Regions from separate parts of the Homo sapiens genome. Here region 1 is linked to region 2. A link is a loop called in an ENCODE intact Hi-C map of the cell type or tissue named here. Cell type or tissue: CD4-positive, alpha-beta T cell. All regions are shown on one strand. Links, peaks and the distances in the headings refer to the core of each region. The heading gives the core; the rest is flanking DNA. Region 1 has its middle 89 kb from the start of TMEM260. Region 2 overlaps ARMH4 (armadillo like helical domain containing 4).

The links. Hi-C counts contacts between places; a loop is a spot of excess contacts. Peaks named below come from ENCODE experiments on the same cell type or tissue, not always from the same donor. Only the 100,000 strongest peaks of a DNase experiment are listed, where the experiment ranks them.
Region 1: a loop joins it to region 2, with 6 times the contacts of the local background. A loop is called at or near these places in 5 of 110 quality-filtered maps.

The regions. Positions count from the first base shown.
Region 1 is chr14:56,489,248-56,492,171 of GRCh38, forward strand. No RefSeq gene overlaps it. Among named protein-coding and RNA genes, the nearest start is that of TMEM260, 89 kb to the right of the region's middle. In CD4-positive, alpha-beta T cell, for the core only: CTCF peaks have their summits at 1,362 (motif pointing right), 1,562, 1,763 and 2,262 (motif pointing right); DNase peaks (open chromatin) are centred at 1,334 and 2,244.
Region 2 is chr14:58,071,059-58,073,982 of GRCh38, forward strand. The region is part of intron 5 of ARMH4 (armadillo like helical domain containing 4); the gene reads right to left. Among named protein-coding and RNA genes, the nearest start is that of ARMH4, 80 kb to the right of the region's middle. RefSeq lists enhancers at 1,553-1,847, 1,579-1,628. In CD4-positive, alpha-beta T cell, for the core only: CTCF peaks have their summits at 1,725 (motif pointing left) and 1,924; a DNase peak (open chromatin) is centred at 1,713.

The DNA of each region.
Region 1 (2,924 bases), core at 332-2,831, 1.6 Mb before region 2:
TTTATTGGCTCATCATCTTTGTTTAACACATTCTTTAAAAAGTTGTTCTGGCCGGGCTCGGTGGCTCATGCCCGTAATCCCAGCACTTTGGGAGGCCGAGGCAGGCAGATCATGAGTCAAGAGATTGAGACCATCCTGGCCAACATGGTGAAAGCCCGTCTCTACTAAAACACACACACACACACACACACACACACACACACACACAAATTAGCTGGGCGTGGTGGTGGGCGCCTGTAGTCCCAGCTACTCGAGAGGCTGAGGCAGGGGAATCACTTCAGCTAGGGAGGGGAGGTTGCAGTGAGCTGAGATTGAGCCACTGCTCTCCAGCCTGGTGACAGAGCGAGACTCCATCTCAAAAAAAAAAAAAAAAGTTGTTCTGTATTTTGTATCCTAATTATGAAGGCCATGACCTGATTTGCTTCCCAAACACAACCCTCAAGCAATATTTCTCATCTTGGTATATATCATTTTCTTCCATTCTGTTAGTCAATTAAAAATCAAGGTGTCATTCTCAAGTCCTCTCTTTCCCTCACTACCTATACCAAGCCATGAACAAATCCCACTGATACTACCTTTAAAACATATCTAAATGTGTCAACCATCTTCATTCCCATCAATGTCATGCTGGGCCGAGCCGCCATCATTTCTCCTGGAGGATTACTATAGCAGCCTCCTCTGTTCTCCACAAAGGATTTGTTCTCCACATAGTAACCAGAGTTTTTAAAGAATGTGAATCAAATAGTGTAATTCCCCTGCTTGATATCTTCAAAGATTATTCTCTTTGGTTTTCCAAGGCCGTGTATGATCTGGCCATCATCTGTCCTTTCCAAACTCATCTTATGCCATTCTCCCATCTACCAAGCTTCAGCAGCTCTGACCATCTTTCTGTTCCTTGAACACCTCTCATTTCTGTCTTAAACTTCTTGCTCTAGCTGTTTCTTCTGCCTAAAATGTTCCTACTCCTGATCTTCGTCTTGGCTAGCTACCTTGGCATTCATATCTAAGGGTAAATATCATCTTCATAGGGAGGACATCCTAGATGGCTCAATCTAAAGTATCTACTCAACCACTGTCTTCCACATAACTCTATTTTAATTCTCTCCAGGGCATATATCACTAAGATTTTTCTTATTTAAGTTTTAATTTTCTGTATCCCCCCATTAGAATATATGCTCCTTGAAGTGAAGACACTGGCTTATCTTCTTTGCTGCTGTACCCGGGCAGAGCCCAGAGCTGTACATGGCACAGAGTAGCTGTTCAATAACCCACTGAATGAATGGAGGCAAATTCATCCTGCATTGGATTTATATCACTATTTATCATATCATGCCGCTAGAGGGCAATACATCACCTAATTAGAATGAGGAAATCAGTGTCCCTTTCTTCCAAAAGGAACTTAATTGATTTTTAAAATTTATATATATGAGGTGTACATATTTCGAGGGTACATGTGATAATTTGATACATTCTTATAATGTGTAAAGATCAAATCAGGGTAATTGGGATATCCATCACTTTAAATATTTATTCTTTATGCTAGGAACATTTGAATTATTCTCTTCTAGCTAGATTCAGGTGTATGATTGAGCTTAATTGATTTTAATCATTAATGTGACAGACATTTATTTAAGAAAAACACTCTGAAAAGGAGCCACTAGCTTTTCAAACCAACCACCAGGCACTGCCCAGGAGAAAGAAGTTTTTTCCAGGGTTATAAGTGGTAAAATAGTTTTAAATAGACTCTGTATTATTCAGGTTAAAAAAAAACTCATATAAAATGAGAAAGCATTCATGTCCATGATATGAAATTGTTTGGGAAGTCAGAAGGAAATTAAACAATGCCTTATTTTATCCATCTTTTACACACATACACAAAAATGTATTTCTTGGCCACTATTCTTATTTTTGCTTTTTAAAGTTCGAACCCTGGACATCTCATGGGAGTAGGGATTCTGAAAGAGATTTTCTTTTTTTTTATTTTTATAATTCCATTTCTTTCCTAAGCTTTTCTTTTAAAGTAAGCAGCATGGTGTGTCTAGGATATGTCATTGAGTGCTAAGACATCCATGTTCCTGCTGACAGGTCTGCCTCGTGGTAAGAACAGCGAGAGTGACTAAGCTCCAGTGATAAGGGCAATGCTGTTTCTTGAGCCTGCTGCAGCACCTGTCATGGGAGGCAGAGAGAGCATGCAAATCCCTCAGGCCCATGTCTGTTCAATGACAAAAGGAAGGAGGATGCACTATTCCCAGTGACCTCAAGATGGCAGTGGAGAAATACTCCAAATGAATTTCCTGAGGTCACCCCCCGATCCAGCGAAGGACCACTGTAATGGTTGGTTAGCTATGAGGACAGTTTCAGCGCCACATCGGGTCAGTTACCATGACAGCTGGAAAGCTCTCCTGGAATCTATGAGTTTCTAGCTGTCCTGTCGCCAGAGATGACAAGTGACTTATAAAGGAAAAGTTTGAGCCTCCCTAGAAAAACCTTAAATTTGTTTTTAATGTTGCTGACATGACTTACTGTGGCAGAAAGGCTTCTCAGTGTGAGTGCCTATGGCCATGGGATCTTGATTGGTCAGATGAGGCTGGGACCTTTGCATTTCCAGGGCTTTGCTGGAGTAGGAGAGTGGCCTCAACTTTTCTCAGCACTTAGGAACAATGAGAATGGTTTAGGGCACCTACCATGGGCTTTGGGGGATGTATTAGTCCGTTCTTGCACTGCTATGGAGAAATACCTGAGACTGGGTAATTTATAAAGAAAATAAGTTTAATTGGCTCATAGTTCCACAAGCTATACAGGAAGCATGGCTAGGGAGGCCTCAGAAGACTCACAATCATGGCAGAAGGGGGAGGGGAAGTAGGCTCTTCTTATGTGGCCAGGAGGAAGGGAGATGTTGGGGGGAGGTGCTACACACTTTAAAA
Region 2 (2,924 bases), core at 259-2,758:
CATACCTTTTATAATGTGAAAAATAAATGTTCTTTTGGATGAATAAGGTGAGTGCAGGCCCCAGAGTCAAGTAAAATATATATATATAATATACGTTATATATATTATATACAATAGTACGGGTAATAATTATAATAAGGAACTTTTGCAATGACAATGATAAAAGAGGCAAGAAAAGTTGTTAATGATTCATCAGAACACATTTCTGCTATCTTTTCAATACATACAATTTTTTTGGTCTCCTGGCTTTACTCATCCAAAAATCAGTATTTGGAACTCTTAATAAATTGAGTTTAGGGTTTTGAAAATATAATTCATGAGTCACTAGAGATAGAGCAAATACCGATAGAATAACTTCATGTTTCTTATCAATATTTCCTTCTTCATTATCTTCTTAAAATGTCCAAGACCTAATGCAATAGCCAGTTCTTTATTGCCAGTCAGGTCATATAACTGGTGCCAAATTGGCTCCCACTTGTGTTTTAGGCTGACTTTGACTTCCTGATAGAAACTGAAGCTTTTTTTTTTAACTCAAACACCCCAGTGAGGAGTAAATGTAGAAATAAGGGAAAGACAGACTGCTTCAACATTTGATTTTATCTTTCATATATCATATGCTAATAAAATAATCAAGAGTATTTGTCAAAGTATTTGACAAGACACTAAGCAGTTTTCAGTATCTCAAGAGAGATATAATGACAGCAATATAAATCATGATTAACCCTTTAGGTATTTCAAATTATCTAAGTAAAATCAGGAGGAAGGATATTCTTTATGCATTTCAAATAGTGCTGACGACAAGGGAGATAAAATGCACCATGACAAGAACCTGTGCGAATGTCGGATGGAGTAAAGGAATCCAGATGCTGTCTTTCTAATTTGTGCCCCATGGGCACCTTTTTACATGCTATTTTATGCAAGAGATCATCTCTGACCCCTCAACTCAGTTTCCCTTGTTGTCTCCTTCTATTTCATCTAGTGCATTTCCTATGATTATACTAATCTTGCTGTACTATAATTTTTTGTATTACCTCTTTAATTGCCTGTCTCCCCACCAGAGAGTAAGCTCCAAAAAGCCAGACTATCACTACTGTTTATCATTGTAAGCCTAAAGCCTAGCAAGTCCCTCACAAGTTGTAGGCACATAGGAAGTATTCGTTGAATGAATGAATGGATAGATGGATTGCAAGGTTTACAGAAGCAACTTTTTTTTCTGAAGAGACTTATTGATTATAAGACGTCACATTTTAAAAGATAAACAATAGTATGTAATGAAGGATTTGGGTTTGGGGTGGGAAAGAAATCTAGATAACTAATTGTAATAGCTACTTTCAATTGTAATAGCTCCTTTCCTTTTCCCTCTAATAGAATCCTTTTGGGCCGGGCACGGTGGCTTATGCCTGTCGTCCCAGCACTTTTGGAGGCGGAGGTGGGTGGATCACCTGAGGTCAGGAGTTCAAGACTAGCCTGGCCAACGTCGTGAAACCCCATCTCTACTAACAACACAAAAAAAATTAGCCGGGTGTGGTGGTGTGCACCTGTAATCCCAGCTACTCAGGAGGTTGAGGCAGGAGAATTGCTTGAACCCAGGAGGCGGAGGTTGCAGCGAGCCGAGATCGCACCACTGCATTCTAGCCTGCGCAACAGAGTGAGACTCCATCTAAAAAAAAAAAAGAATCCTTTTGGCCAGAGCGTTCCTTTTTAGTTGACTGCAGCGACACCTACTGCTGAGTTCAAGGAAGAGCCATCTTTTAATTTGCTGATGGTAGGTGGTGCCTGAGACAAGACCACAGGGTGTTTGGATGTCACCCTGTCATCATGCATAATGATTCTTACAGACAGGTATCCCCATTCCATGGAGAAAATACTTCTGTGTATATTTCATTAACATATCACAGTAAATTAGGGACAGAGCCCTAAATAGCAACTTCTGGCTACAGCGCCCCTCCTTGGGGGCTTGCTCAAATAAGCAGAAGGGACGATATCACATACATTTGCCTCACTAGAGGAAATGCATAGCAAACACAGTTCCTCTTTATCTGAATACCACCTTTATGTCTATATTTGGCTTCATGAAATTCCCACCTCTTTGGGAATTTGCCCCATAAAAATATGGCAACTCCAAGCTAAATAAATGATGAGAAGAAGAAAAGAAACACACCAAAAGCCTAGAGTAGTATAAGGAATCATTCTTATGCCATTTTTAAAAAATAAAAAACTGTTGTTTTTCTAGTGTCCCTTGTTCACTTAAGAAGTCACTCTGTGTTATCCTCATCACTAAAGTCAATCTGCTGGTTATGCTATAAAAAGTATAAAAGATACTAGAGGCTGCTTTGATTGTGATTACACTCAAACATATCCCAAGCTGCTGTCCTCTTTATCAGGTTGTTCTATTACTGAACACCTATTCTGGTGTGGGCACATTCATGTTCACTGACTTTGAGTTCTAAAGTAGTTATTATCCTAACAAGCAATCAACTGTTACTTCCTCTTAAGCTCCTCACTTAATCAGAAAGGATGGGTTTATTTACTTCACTGGGAAAAAAAAATAGTCTTCTAACCTTGCAATCTACTTTTAGACAGACTTTTTTGTTCAACGTATGCTCAGAAGACATAAGATGATGTGACTACTACTAGCTCAATGGAGTTCTTTGTTTAAGCAGATCAAAGAGAAGAGACGTGAGAAATCAAGGAAACCACCCGGAAGCCCTAGACCTGGCCTTTCTGCTCACTATCTGTGCTCTTGGAGCAAGTTATGAACTATCCTGAGCCTCAGTGTCCTCAACAGTAAATGGTAACACTAATAACTCCCTGTTTATCTCAATGCTAGGGTTGTTAGAATTATTAGAGGAACAAACAAGATGTGTGCTAAAACATGTAGTAAACTACAAAAAGGCCATACAAATTTAACAAAGTATCATCTC